Linked DNA regions of Mus musculus: region 2 is linked to region 1. The links are chromatin loops, found by intact Hi-C in ENCODE. Cell type or tissue: heart. All regions are shown on one strand.

Region 1 (8,000 bases):
AAAACCTGTCCGTCGCAGGAGCTGCTTCCAGGGATGGTCAGTAACTGTGACAGCCTGCACCATGCTGAAACCAGAAGCCCCTCTAGCTCATGCTGTCCCTTTTCTGACGTGTACGCCTTAGCCTCCACTGGGGTCTTTCAAGCATTTGTGAATACATGTGCACCTATGTGCTGTTGTTGCTGCTGCATGCACACGTGTGAACACACATACACACATGATTGAAGCCTACTTTGTATCTTAGTTGCATTTGAATTTTGGGATTTATAGATCATTCATAGTCAGCTCAACATGTTTTCCTGTTTATTCTGTTTATTTGCAGAGCATTGTAAAGATGCTTCATATTTATGGACTTCCGAATGTTTTCTGAAATCAGTTACTCATACTCCTCTCGTGTAATGAATTCTATCCATCTTAAAGGTTGTCATGTTGTCACCAGTTTTTCCCAGCTAACAGGACTTCTGAGGAAACCAAGCCAAGATATTAACCATTAGCTACAGATTGTGTTGCCGACTTCCCAGGCAAAAGGGCCCTTGAGACTCTGCTCCAGGGCCTGGCGGCCTCTGTGTTTTGCTTAGACTTGTTTTTGCTTGACCTATGCAAGGCATCTTAAATTGTTTGTATAAACTGCTGAATCAGTTAGTAGCTCTTAATTATAACTTAAAAAAATAACATAAAATGTGCAACATTAGATATTTTTGAGGACATGATTCTGTGGTTGTTGGGGTATTTACATGACTGCACAGCAGACTTCCAGGGCTTTGCCATCTTCCAAGTCTCACTCTGTATCCATTAACTCCAGTTTTGCCCTTTTCCTCAACTTGCCAATCACACTCCCATCTCCTGTTTTACAATAATCTGATGCTCTAGGTATCTCATATAGATGGAATCACACCACATTTGTCTTCCTGGGACTGACTCATTGCCCTCAGCATAATGGCCTCGGGAATCATTCTTACGGTAGCACACAGCAGACTTGCTTTCCTTATAAAGACTCAATAGCTTCCATTGTTTGTGTATACCATATTATCTTTCTCCATTTATCCATATACAGATATATTTGTTTATACTTCTTATCAGGAATAATGCCAGAGGGAACATAGATGTACAAATATCTCTTCAGAGTCATGCTTTCTATCATTTGTCATTACCAATCCAGAAATGGGCTACTGAAATGCTACTTGGTATGCCTTTTGTCTTGGCCTGTTCCAAGAACTGTCACTCTAAAGTTAGAACTAGCTCACTCAATCCAAAGTAAGTCTCATGTGAGTTCTAGAGTCAATCATGGTGACTGAGCCACGCATCTAGAATGCAATGACCAGAAACAAGTAACAGCAAGGGGAGTGAGAGCTGTTTGGGTCACTAAGATCCTTGTGCTAGGAAACTAGGTTGTTCTCCACATAGGAGAGAAACACTTCTGAGCAACCCCAACCTTGAAGTCCTTCAGGATAGGCAAGACTCAAGCTGCTTGGGACCAGCTCTTAACTCTGTTATTACATAATCTCGGGCAATTTAATTGTTCTCTTCTGCAATTTCTATGAAAAGCAAAACTGTCCTTGAGAATTATACAAGCAAATAAATATATAAACATTTAGAGTGATAACCAACGTGAAACAAATCAAAATTAGTATGAAAGTGGCTACAATTCAAAATGTAAGAAAGTATACATTAAAACCTAGATGTGTGTGTGTGTGTGTGTGTGTGTGTGTGTGTGTGTGTGTGTTCTTATAATAAAAAGAGAGAAGGCAACATCAGTTTGTCCTGTGAAGGTGTTATGGGGTACAGTAGTACCTCTATGCCTTGTAAGTGGCTGATGATACTCTGGATATCTTCGACATCCAATCAGACCACTCCTGTCACTCAGCCTGTCTCTCACTGAAGTCCCAAGGTCTCTTTCAATTTCATTCTCAAATTTTCAAAAACTAGAAAGATTAAGCAACTTAAGTCCTCATTGTAAATAACAACAAAACAAAACCAGAAGAAAATTTTTGATCATGTTATGAAATAAACCAAAATAAAACCTCATTCTCTACTTCATACCCCTTCCTGAGAAATGCAAGGCTAAATTGCTATTTTTCTTTTCTTAAAATATTGTCATTGCATGGCTCCTTTGACAGAGATCTTAAAATGTGTCTTTAGCTGCTCTTGAAAATGAATGTCCTGCACCTGTTGAACTTCCACCATTTCCCAGGGACCCTCTGGTGCTCTACCACTTCCCCTGAACTGTGACAGTGAATTCTGTATTGCATGTCTTTGTCAGATAGGACTGATGAGTTTGACTTCTGTACACACTTTTCTTTATCCTTCAGAGAATTCTCAGCTGTCTCAATGCTAATGAGCAAGCACTCATCTTTCCATACAACAACAAAACACAGGAATGAATTAGCCCTGGCTTCCCCTGGGAGCACTGCAGAGAGTGTTGAGTTGAAATGCCTGGAGTGGACACTTCTTGCCACTTCAGAGACACAAGCTTATCTTCAGACCAGCTCAGTGCTGATCAAAAAGTCTGAAACTTAGGCCTGAGCTCTACTGCTACACTGACTTTCAGTATCTGGTGAGGGTACAGGATCCTCAAGCTACAGAGAGGCAGTTGAGCCCTAAAGCATATTTCCTTGGCTGTGACTCCTGTACTTCTCATAGGACGGGTAAAAGAAGCATGAAGGGAGGGAAAGAGAGAAGCCCTTCCAAATATCCATGCTGGATATTCAGTTACACCCTGGGAAAGCCGATTTTGGAGAAATTACACCATTGCTAATTGCATAATTAATTTTCTGAACAACTTCAGAGTATGAGAAGAATAATAGTTTTTTAATGAAATGTGGATATGTTAATCCTGCCTACTGTTTGGGTCTAATGTTTGATGCAATTACCCCTCAGTAGTCACAGAGAACTCTGGATGTCTAGGTCACCTACATGAAGTGGTGTAGTATTTCCATGTAACCTACATAATCCTCACATATATCATTTACATTATCTCTAGATTACTTATACTACTGAATATAATATAAATGGTTGTGTTGTTTAAAGGAAATGACAAGAAAACAGTCAATACATGTTTATTAGAGACACAATGCTTTACTTGTGGGACTTATAGATGCATAGAGATATATCTGTGTGTGTTTTACAGTCATGTATCTCAAGAGAAACTGTATTAAAGTAGAGACTGGTTCATGTGACTAGAGAACAGAAAGCCCTACCATCTGCCATCTGTAGGCTACAGCCTCAGAATACCAGAAAGGCGAGTCAGTTTTAGTGTAAGATTCCTCAAGCCAGAGGTTCTGCTGTCCAAAGGTGATGAGATGCCCCCAGGCAAACAAAGCATTTTGTTGTCTTCTGACCCTGGGCAGATTGGATGCTTCATTCTGTGAAGCCTGACCTCCAGAAGGCATGTCTTTTTCTTATAATCTATACTAATTAACATGCTAATGTCTCCACAGCAGCCTCAGACACCCTACAAATAGTTTCCTCACTTCGACTCATCAGATGACATATAAACAACTGTCAAGAGTTCACCCCTGACCACATGGATGCCTTTAAACCACACTTACTCTCCAAGTATAGATAATGACAAGGTCTTAATATCAAGCAACACAATGCAGCTCTGCTGCACACAATCAAAAACTTGGGATTCCCTTCTTCCAGGGGCAACACCCTTGAGACATGTCTCAGCCATTTCCTGGTATAAAGTTAGATAATTAAGTGCTGACATAAATGTCACGGAGCGGAAAGAAGACCAAAAGAAAGCGATGTATCTTTTTGCATAGTTTGCATATACCTAGAAACATATTCATAGCAAAACAAGAAGATGGCTGTTTTCATCATTTCTGTAACAGTATTCATGATATGGACTGGTATTTCTATCAACTAACTTCTTTTTGGCCTTTATTAAGAGCCTAGACTGGTCATAGTTCATTACTTAGTGCAATTCTTCATTCTTAAAAGTTTAGTAGTTGGCCTGGAATGGGTTAGGGTAGTTTCCATTGACCTTAATCATAGAACACTGTAATTCTGAGATATGCCCCAAGGGGTAGCATGTATTCTAGAGACATTCTTCCCTACTTCTGCATGAGATGTAGTCCAGTTTACCCTTTGTAGTCTAGATTAGTCACCCTAGCCATCATTGTAACCCTTTCCTGACCTACAAGGGCATGAAGAGCCCAAAGTGATGGGCAGTCTTAACTTTCAGCTCAATAAAGTCCTTGTTGTGTCTACTCATAGAACTCTAGGATGAGGAACCATAAGTCTGTAAAACATAAAGATGAGAGAACAGGAAGCAGAAATGTTGTTAGTGGGTAACTCAGGGGTAATCTTAGGTAATACCACTTCAGTGGACCCTTTGAGTCTAAGGTATGTTAAGAACAGGACCATAACTGACTCCACACTTGCAGCCTCCTGAAGTATTGTGCTCAGCATCATATGGTACCAGCATTTAGTCAGTGATACCTGAGTCTCCAAAAGACCCTGGTTCTACCAGGATGTAAAGACACATGAGAAATGCGTGAATTCTGTTTGCCTGAGTCCATCACTGACACAATAGATAGAGGGAACAAATCTTAAATTCTTTGAAGATAAAGTAAGTGAATAAACACTATAGTGCGGTGACATATCTAATTTTCTTCATACATTATCAAACTTTCTTCTGTGTGTGTCCTTTAAAACAAAACAAAAAAACACAGACCAGAATTAAAAGCAACCAAATGTAATCCATGATTGTCCTAAGGATGAGTATCTCATTCCAGTTGTTAGTATTTTCCTCAATTGCTAATCTAAAAACATGCCAGGTAAAATTTGGTAATAGTGAACCATCCTTTCCTTTTAGCAAAGGAAAATGAGGAATGCCTCAAGTCCTGAGAGCTGACCTTGAAAACTTAGGTCTGGACCTCAGTATCCATGCAGGTTATTTTGGGGATTGGTAGTTTTGCTGAGGTGAGTGTTTTCTGACCAATAAAGCCAAGTTATTTTGGGCCGCCATAATTGTGTGTTAGACAGGTGGTTTGTGTATGAAACATTTAATTTACTGACTGTGTAGTCTGTTGATTTTGGATAGGGCTAGAAACAATTCTATACAAGTTTCCCCAAATGATGGGCTCAGCTGCTGATCTTGTCACCATTACAAGGAGATACACATCACCAAGCCTGCTTGAGTGGCAAGAAGGATCCGTGGGAAAATCATGGTGTGACTTTTCATGGTCTATAGGCTAACCACTCAGTGGAATTGAGCAGACTTTAGGTGGTAATTTTGCAGGATATATATGTGTTAGACAAGAACACATTATATGAGTGTAAACCTAGTTGCATACCTTTCTCCACATATTTTATGGTATATTAGTCTTTGGGGATTACCACTGAAACACAAAAGAACATCTGTCAGGGCATCTTTCAATATTCAATATATATGCTTTTATTCATTAGTACAAACCCAGGAAACAGTTTGAATAAATCATCTTCACATTTTGTGCAAGTCTGTATGTCCCAAACTTTTGGCAATGTACACAAATAAGAAGGCAAACATAATGAACTGGCAGCCTCATTGCTGGGGCTGCAGATGTGGGTGGGCATATCAGATGGGTAATCCTTAGACACCTAGGCTTTCACAGTCCTGGAGGATCCCGCCCCCAACTGCCTGCCCACATTCATATGCTGCTTTATCACATTATGGCAATGCATTTGGAGGGGATGTGTAGAATAATGAACATGTATTGTATCTGAGACCAAGATGTCAGATGTCCAAAATCTTTGACAGACCCCACTCACCTGACACCTCTAGTGGTCTGATGACTGAAGGAGAGTTTTAATCACCTACATTGTGTTAGATGAAAAGAAGAGGGAACCATAAGAAAGAATGCAGGAAGGTGATGGTCCTTGTGTTACTAGAGGGTAGAGCCAGCCTCCGTTACACCAGGGCATGTGATGGCATGCAGACCTGAGGCTACTGAGACAGCAATGAAGGAACTTTAAGAGATTCTTGAGCTAGAGCAAGAAGAATTAGCCACTTGTCTGCATGGATGCCATGGAAAACAAAAATTCAGGAAGTCACTCACTCACCTTTAGGCTCTTAGTCAAAGGGAGGGAGGGATGATATTATAATCTTGATTGATCTGGAACTTCTCAGCCCCTATACACCTGTCACTCAGGTAGCAAAAGACCACTGCAAGGCTCTGTTCAGTGTAAGGCATATGATGTGGTCTGAATCCAGTACAGGACATTGAGCACCTTGTATTATGCTGAGCAGCTTGAAAGCTTCATGCGTTTGATAGTTTTATAGATAGTAAACTTAAGAAGTCACCAGTATGAAACTAAGAAGACATAACAGTTGAAGAAATGCAATCTATGGTAAAAGAAAAGCAGCTATCACTTTATATTTTAAACGTTTTAGAAACACTAAATACAAGGTTTTGTGATAGATATATGGTGACAGTTTCATTTTTAATCTTTAACCTTCACTTTCAGTACAGCTGAAAGGGGGTGGAGGTAAGAAGATGACAGGTGACTGGTCTGACGCTGGATGGGCCTCTGGGAATCATGGGAGGTCATGTGGGTCCAGGGACTGGCGTCTCTGAGATGTTCAACATCAAAGTGGCATTGCAGGTCCCTTGTCATCTTGCCTGAGATGTGGAAGACGACTCACAGTCCTCTGAGTCTTTTGCTATGTGCCATGCAGAAGATTAGGTTTTGATGTCAAAAGTCTCAAATTGTCATCATGAATTTAATAGTGTAGCAGTAAGATGCCTTCCTCACTGGGTTAGATACCCAGACTCCAGATACACCTTGTTTTTACAGTTCCTAGGCTTGTGGTCTCAGAGGGCAGGAAGGAGTGTTTAAGGGGACACTCAAAGGTAAATAGTGTTTGTAAGAGAGTAGTTTGACTCCTTTTTCTTTTTATATTGGAAAGATACGTTTTCTTTCTAAATGGCGGTAAATGTCAAAAGGGATCATAAGCATTATTCGAACCTAGAATTTTTTTGAATGAGTGGAAATAAAATCTACCTTTTCCTAACATGTCTATCAATAAGCCAGGAGAACTCAAAGTATATGTAACAGAAAACAAAGGGGAAAGGGACTCAAGAAAAATAGCAATAAAAATTCAATTGGTGGGCATGGTGAGATGGCTCAGCAGATAAAGTTGTGTGCCCTCATGTGGGATGATCTGAGTTAGATCTCTAGAATTCATGTGATGAGTGGAGACAAGCAATCCCACAAATTATGCTCATATGCCATGAGTCATGTCGCGCGCGCACACACACACACACACGACAGATAGATAGATGATAGGTAGAGATAGATAGATACATAGATACATAGATATAGATAGATACATAGATAGATGATAGATAGTAGATGATGAATAAGATATATACATAGATGACAGATTTATATAAATATATAGATATGTGTGTGCATAGATAGATACAAAGATACATAGAAAATAAGTAATAGATAGTAGACAGATGATAGATAAATGCATAGATAGATGATAAATAGATACATAAATATGTAGATGCATAGATATGTGATACATTAGATTGGACAGATAGATAATAGATGATAGACAGATTGATGGATGGCTAGATAGATAAATAGGTGTAAAAAAAAATCTTTCACTTTTTCTAATCTTCCTGAGAACCTAAGGCACAAGGCATCAAGGACTCTGGATCAAATAGTAATTATTTCCTCAAGAAAAAACGGAAAGTGTTCAGGGCCAAGGGAGTTCTAAACTTAAGAGCAAATTTAAAAAGGCACTTATTTGTAAAACTTACTGAGTCTCTACTAGGTAAAGCCTCCAACAACAGTTTAATATAACATACAAAAATATTCTCTGCTTGACCAGTTTTATATTAAATTGAGATCACTAGTGGTAGCCCTGCAGTGCCTTATGGGCAGCTATGCAGATGTAGGCCAAATCACTAACCCTGAAGACCTAATGATGAAAGATGAAAGTGCAGGGGATGATACTTTTCATAGATTGCCTTGTCGATGTGGCAGATGCCTCACCTGCTCTGACA
Region 2 (8,000 bases), 180 kb after region 1:
CTAAGCATGTGGGCTTCCTGGTACTGCTTCTATCTGAAAGTTAGCAAAGGGTCTCCCAAATTCATCTCAAGAGCAAATTTACAGATCTCAAAGGGGATCATTATGAATAACAAGATACTCCTATTATTTAGAAAGACCCAAGTATTTGGGGAGTTATGTGACAGGAAACCAACACAAAGATCAAATACATTCTTGCTAATACCATACAGATAGATACACCTATCTAAAATCATAGTGACACCTTCCATTAGAGTTAGGAGTCTACTTCAAAGCAATAGAATAAATTCTCTCTCTCTCTCTCTCTCTCTCTCTCTCTCTCTCTCTCTCTCTCTCTCTCTCTCTCTCTCTCCATCCCTCCATTCATCCCCCTCCCCTTCTCTATCATGTGTATTCAAGTGAGTCTGTGCATGTATGGGGGTGGGTCTACGCTTATGCATGGCCTCATGCGTATGGAGACCAGAGATTGCTGTTAGATATCTTGTGCAATTATTTTCCAACCTTATTTTCAGTTTGAAGATTTCACACTTGTGTGTAATGCACTTTAATAAAATAAACCCCACTTTATTCTCCTTTAATTCCTCCTCACCACTCCCATGACTTTCCCTTCTCAGCTTCATGTGTTCCTCTTTTAACCTACTGAGTGAATTTAGTGCTTTCTCTGTGGGCCTTCTACTAGTATATGTAGCTTTTCAAGGCTCTCACCATGAAGAAACCTCATTCTCCCTCCCCCAGCAGCCATCAAATACCAATAGCTACTCAGATGTGGTGGCACATCATTAGCCTCTTGCCCATCCATGCTGGGACTTCTGGATGGCTTGGTTTTATGCACATCCTGTGCATGCCACTGTGAGTTCATGTGCTGTCTCATCTGGCAAATATTATTTGACAGCATCCATCTACAATGTTTTCTATGATCTTTCTGCCTCTTCCCCAATGATCCCTACACTGTAGGAGGAAATGGTATGATACAGGTGTTCCATTTAGAGCTGAGTTGCACAGTCTCTTATTCTCTCAAGTTTGACCTGTAGTCATTCTCTGTATTAATCATCATCTAACATCATCTAATGTAAAACACACACACACACACACACAAGCTTCTATATTATGATAGTGGATATACTAATCCACTGTGTCTTGGTTAGGGTTTACTGCTGTGAACAGACACCATGATCAAGGTAACTCTTATAAGGACCATATTTAGTTGGGGCTGGCTTACATGTTCAGAGGTTCAGTCCATTATCAAGCCAGGAGCACAGCACATTCCCAAACAGGAATGCTGCAAGAGGAGCAGGGTATTCTAAATCTTTGTCTGAAGGCTGCTGGAAGAATGGCTTCCAGGCATTCTTTGGGACAAGGGTCCCAAAGACTACACCCACAGTGACACACTTCCTCCAACAAGGCCACATCTACTCCAACAAGGCCACACCTCAAACAGTGCCATTCCCTGGGCCAATCATATTCAAACCACCACACAGGGTTATAAAAGTAAGAATTTATGGGCAATCTATTACTTTATGCGTTTAGCACAATAACACTATAAAGTTTTCCCCTAACGGCATTAGGAAATAACTCAGATCATTTTAATGCAGAAGCTCTCCCCAGGAATTATGCTCTAGTTTGCCATGGGGTTTTGGACCAGTACACAGTACCAGACCTATGTGGTACATGGAGTGCTTAGATACTCCCATAACACTTATACCAATTTTGCACTGATGAGCATATCTTGCCAGGCCACTCATTATTATACTTCATGGTATTCTTGGGTGTGTAAATGTACTGATTATTTTTTTCTTCCTAGTAGCACACCTAGCACCTTTTAGTACTATAAAAACTAGACAGTAGGAAGGAAGCTTTTAGGCTAGTATCAGCTTGATTTCTCTATGCCCCATAATTTAAAAATGTGGTATTTTCAGTAATAGGGTCTTAGTATCAAATTCTACAAAATAGTAGAGGTCTGTTTCTTTTTGTTTCCAAATGAAATTTAAGCTCATTTTTTCCCAATTTTTTGTACAGAAATGCATTGGAATTTTGGTCCTTCTTATTTTCCTTATGGTTTTAGTTTTTCAGATACTAAAATATCTATGCCTGATTATTTTCAGTTCCATTTCACTGGGATAATACTCTTTTCAACATAGTCTCCTTAAGGTATTATCTATAATTGATAGTGAGTTATGTTTCTTGGAAGCAAAAATAAATGACAGATCCCATTATCTAATCCAATCTGATAAATCTGTGTCTTTTATTGGGCAGTTCAGACTACTAATATTTTAAATTATTACTGAAAGACTTATATAAATTCCTGTTGTCTTGCTGATTTTCCAGTGTCTCCTAGTTATCTTTTGGTAATCTGTCATGGCATTGCTTTGTTGTTTCCTGTGACCTCTTTAATGTATTTATTCTTCTCTTCAGATTGAAGTATTCCTTCTAGTATAGTGTGTACAGATAGATTAGAATTCGTAAGTCTTATCATGGCAAGTGCTCGTTTGTCCTTTGCTTTAATTTCATAGGTTTGCTGGGTTGATAGCTCTGGCCTTTGGAACTTGGAATATATTTTCCCAGGCCCTTCAAGCTTTAAAGATTTCTGTCAAATAATCAGGTATTTGTTGAGCTGTCCTGCCTTTATAGGTGATTTGACTTTTCTCCCTTGCAGTTTTCAATACACTTTCTTCATTCTGTGTATTTATATTTTAACTATAATGTGTCATGGAGAATTTCAAACTGGTATTATTTATTTGGTGGTCTAAAAACCTCTTTTATCTGGAAGAGTATGTCTGACTCTATGTTTGAGAGATTTTCTTAAATTACTTCTCTGAAGATATTCTCTATGTCTTTGGTGTGGTTTTCTTCTATGCCTTCGAGGTTAGTTCTTTCCATTGTGTCCCAAAACTCTCTTATGTTCCATTCATATATATTTTAAAAATTCTCATTGTCCTTTACCGAGTGACTCAACTCTACCATTTTTTCCTATCATCCATCATTCTCGGTTTTCATCATGATCTATTCTATTGGTGAGACTTGCCACTGACTTTTTAAATTGGCTCATTTAGTTTTTCATTTCCAGCATCATTTCTGTTTGGTTTTCTTTAAAATTCATATTTTTATTTCTGCATGGGGATTTGTACATCTGGAGTTAGTTTGTTGGTTGACCTTTTCTTTCTTTTTTCTGTTTGTTTGTTTGTTTTTATTCAAATCACCTTTATATACCCAAGAGAGCTGTTTACAATGTTCAGGAGGGAGTTAATTCATAGCACGATTAGGATTTCAATTTCCTCTGCCTAGTATTTGAGGTTACAACTTCTATCAAAAGTTGGCCTATATTTCTCTGCTACAGTGTGATTACTTTAGCAGATTGTTCTAGTTGCTTTGAACAAGTTTCCCCTGCTATCAAGGAATGCCCCTGGGTCTCAAGGCCAGATAGAGCAGATCTGAGTCCCAGGCATTTGGCAGGAATCTGGATCTCTGGGTCACTTTTACTGGCTGGAGAGATCCCTGGTGTTGGGACCATATAAGTCCCAAAGAGATTTGGCCTGGCAAGCAAAAACGAAACTTGGGAGGTGCTGAGGAAAAGGTGTATAAGTAGCCTATCTCGGTCTCTGGTCGATAAGTTCTGGCTAGAGTCCCTCTCTAGTCAGCTGACTGAGATCAGGCAAGTCCCAGAAGGAGGGATATGGGCCAAGAGGAAGGTACAGTCCCTTGCAGGCAGACTCAAGTCTTGGGGACCCCAAATGTAACCCTAAATGAACTGGAAAAATCAAGAGCAAGTAACCTCTATTTTAAGGCTATTATGAATTAGATTATTTCTCTAATTTCTTACTTAGTATGTTTATTGTTGATATGTAGGAAGTTTCCCAATGTAGGAAGTTTGGTATGCTCGGTTTGTGTATTCATTTTGTACCTTTCTACTTTTCTGAATTTGTTTACCAGCTGTAGTATATTTCTGAGGAAGTCTTTAATGTGTAGAATATTGCCATCTTAAAAAAAAAAAGCTATTTTGATTTCTTCTCCTACTTGTATCCTCCTTATCTCATTCACTGGATTTACATAAGTTGAACAATACCCTCATCTCTGAGATAAAGCTGACCTCACGATGGTGGTCCTTTTTTCATATAGACTTGATTTTGTTTGCAAATATTTTATTTGAAAAGTCGTGTGTCTGTGATCATCAGAAAGTCTTTTTTCTTTCTTTGTTGTAACTTGGTCTGGTTTTGTTATTAGAATTTGAATATAAGAATTTGAAAATGTTCATTCCTTTTAGATTTTATGGAATAATTTGAGTAGTATTGCTATTAGTTCTTCTTTGAAGGTCTGGTAGAATTCTGTGTTCAGTCCACCTGGCCCTGAGACCTTTTTTAATTGAGTGATCTCAATGATTATTATGACTCTATTTAAGTTATTTATTTCATCGTGATTTAATTTTGATTGTTCCTAGATTGCTAGAAGCTCATCCATTTCATTAACATAGCAGAGTGTAGATTTTAAAAGAATATTCTTTTGATTATCTGAATTTCTTCAGCTTATGATATAATATTTCCATTTTTGTCTTTGATTTAACTGATGTGTGTCCTCTTTCTTTTGCTTAACTTTGCTAAAAAATGTGTCCATATTCGTAATCTTTTTCAAATAATCAACTGGTTTCCTTGATTCTCTTTATTATTTTTATGTCTATCTCATTAATCTCAGCTTTGATTTATCTCTTCCTCTCTACATTTTTGGGGTGATGCTTATTGTTGCTTTTCCAAGGCCACTGAAGGAGTTACTAAGTTACTAGTATTGGGTTCTATTTTCTAATGTAAGCACTTAGTGATATAAGCATTCCCCTGAAAAGTTGGTTGACGTGGTGCACACATTTAAACCTAGTAGAAACAGGAGGAGTTCACTGAGTTTGAGGTCAGCCTGCTCTACATAGTAACTTTTAAGCCAGTCACTATTGCATATAGGGGTTTCTCACAAAAGCTTACTTTAAATAAATTTCCTTCTTAGGACTATTTTCATTGTGTTCCATGGATTTTGGTATGCTATGATTCATTTTTATTCAATTCTATGAATTTTTATTTCTGTGTTTGACATTTGACACAATATTTATTCAGTAGTGTTGTGTTGTCTTGCTTTTGTTAGCTTAAAACAAATTTAGTCACGTGGAAAGAAGAAACCTCAATCAAGAAATTGCTTCCATATGGTATACATGTTGACATGTGTGTAGGGCATTTTCTTAACTAATGGTTGGTGTGGGAGGACCCACCTTACTATGGGTAATGACACTCCTGGGCAAGTGGTCCTGACTTGCATAAAAAGCAAGCTGAGAAAATCATGGAAAGCAAGTCAGTAAGATTTCCTTCTTGGTTCCTGCCCTGACTTCCCTCAATGACAGACTGTTAATCAATATGTGTAATCCAAATAAACCCTTCCACCTTCTAATTGGTTTTAGTCAGAATTTTATCACAATAACAGGAAAAACCTTCTAGGACAAGAATGTTGTTTTGTTTATACAAGTTTACACACTAATTTTCCTGTTGCTGTTCATAGCCATCTTTATTATCTAATGGTCAGAAAGAATGTAGGTTGTTGTCTCAATTTTCTTAAGTTTCTTGAGACTGGCTTTTTGTCCTAATGTACAGTCAATTTGGACAAATGTTTCATGGCTGATGAAAATACTTTGTATTCACAAGTGGACGGGTGGAATTTTCCATAGATATTTCTTAAGTCCTTTGGGTTTATGATATTTAACTGCAGAGTTTTTCTATTACTTTTTGACTGGATGATATGTATGTTAGTGAGAGTAGAGTGTCAAAATTTCCCACTGTCACCATTTTGGAGTCAATCTCTTGTTTTAGATCTAATAGTACTTCTTCTAGTAAGCTGGAAACCTCTATGTTTGGTGTCTGAATGTTTGAGATTATAATACTCACTTGGTGGTTTTTTTTTTCTTTAGTAAAATATCCATCTCTATTGTGTTTTCACTAGTTCGAGTTTGGAGTCTATTCTATCAGATAGCAAAATATTTATGCTTGCAAGTTACTTAGTCCCACTGGCCTTTCCATCCTGTTGCTCTAAGGTAGTATTTATTGTGAATGATGAAGTGTATTTCTTAGAAGCAACAAAATAATGAATTCTGTTTTCTAATCCAATTAGTTGTTGAGAATGTTGGCTAATATAAAGAGATTTTGTTGAACAACATTTATCAAATCCTATTATTTTGTTGTTGTGGAATTTTTTTTACGCCTACATTGATCAACTGTTCTGGAATTACATATTACCCTTGCCCATTTCAGTGTGTTTCATCTTTTCAACTTGAAGTCTTCCTTCTAAGAGCTCCTGTAAGCTATCTTAATGATCATAAATATCTTTAGCCTATTTTTATGATGCAAGCTTTTCTTTTTCCTTTAAATATGAATGATAGTTTTGTGGAGTATAATAGTCTAGGTTGTCATCTGGGTTATGTCAGAGCTTGTAGAACATCTGTCCAGATCATTCTGTTATTCAAAGTCTGTTGGGGAAAGTTGGGTGATATTCTTATAGGTTTGCCTTTATTAGTGACTTACTTTCTTACATCTTTTGATATTCTTTCTATGTTGTGTTCATATATGGTTTAATTATTATGTGATGTAAGTAGTTCTTTTCTGGTTCTGTCTATTTGGTGTCTTTTATTCCTTTTATATGTCAATAGGAATTTCATGCTTAGCTTTGGAAATTTTTTCCTTTATGATTTTTATTAAAAATATTTTATCTGCCTTTGACCTGAATTTCTTATTTTTCTTCTATAATTATGTTATTGGATTTTAGTCTTTTTATAGTATTCCAGGGTTCCTGAAAGGTCTGTTGCTCTTGGGTTTCTTATTGTTGTTTTAAACATTTACTACTTTCATTGGCTGTGTGATCCAAGTTACCTAACTTCTTTTTAAGGCCTGATAGTCTCTCTTCTACTTGATCCAATTTGTTAGTAAAGCTTTCTTATGAGATTTTGTTTAATTCCCTAAGGTTTTAGTTTCAAGTTTTGAATTGTTTTGGCTATTCTGAAGATATTTTTGTAGTTTCATATGAATTTTGAAAATATTTTTTCAACTTCAGTAAAGAATAGTGTTAGAATTTTGATGTGGATTGCACTGAATCAGTAGACTGCTTTGGGTATGATGGCCATCTTCACAACATAATCCTACAAACCAATGAATTTAGGTCTTTATGTCTTCTGGTATCTTCTTCAGTTTCATTCTTTAGTGTCTTAAATTTTTCATTATATAAACTCTTTACTTTCTTGGTTAGATTATTCTGATACTTTTGAGACTATAATAAGTGAGGTGACTTTTGTGCTTTCTCCCTTGGTATGCTTGTTGATGGAATTTAATAAGGCTACTGGATTTCATGTCTTAGTTGTTTTTTGCTACTTTTCTGAATGGTTTTATCAGCTGTAAGAGTTTGCTGGTAGAGGCTTTGGGGTCTTTTATGCATAGAATCGATCATCTGCAAATAAAGAGACTTTAACTTTTCCTAAGAATAAAGCTTATAGTATTAACGATCTATATCAAAAATTTTCTTTAAAAAAATCTCAGGTTAAAAACTTCATAATGAGCTGAACAAGGATGACTCTAATAGATACATTAACATGGATAAAGAAAAGCTCAGAGAGTATCACCTTACACAAGGAACCACAGGAAAATAAGGAATTCTAAGAATGGGAGAAATGGTCTTCAGGGAAGAATATAGCAAATTGTCAGTCCTGGAAATACATGCATACAATTAAAATTATTCAGACAGAGCCCTGCATGCTGAGTCTTCTAGGGTAATAATCAAATTGCCCTGAGTATTCTACTATTCCCAGCAGACCTCCATTATACCGTTGCCTTTCCACCCACCTTCAACAAACCTATGGATCTCAAACCATAAAGACCTGCTATTCCAGAACCATACATCCTAAGGATACACATTAGAGGCCTCCCGCACCAGGACCACTGAGGATAAGTGCCCTCCCAATAACTACTACAACAGGAATCCAGATGGCTAAAGAC

The links. Peaks named below come from ENCODE experiments on the same cell type or tissue, not always from the same donor. Only the 100,000 strongest peaks of a DNase experiment are listed, where the experiment ranks them.
Region 2: it touches region 1 in a loop (1.9-fold over the local background); 2 of 42 quality-filtered maps call a loop at or near these places.

What each region holds. Positions count from the first base shown.
Region 1 is chr11:12,281,059-12,289,058 of GRCm38, reverse strand. The region is part of intron 9 of Cobl (cordon-bleu WH2 repeat); the gene reads left to right. Among named protein-coding and RNA genes, the nearest start is that of Gm12002, 29 kb to the left of the region's middle. In heart, no CTCF peak of the experiment used is centred here; no DNase peak of the experiment used is centred here; H3K27me3 peaks cover 213 bases.
Region 2 is chr11:12,103,468-12,111,467 of GRCm38, reverse strand. No RefSeq gene overlaps it. Among named protein-coding and RNA genes, the nearest start is that of Gm30423, 58 kb to the right of the region's middle. In heart, no CTCF peak of the experiment used is centred here; a DNase peak (open chromatin) is centred at 3,557.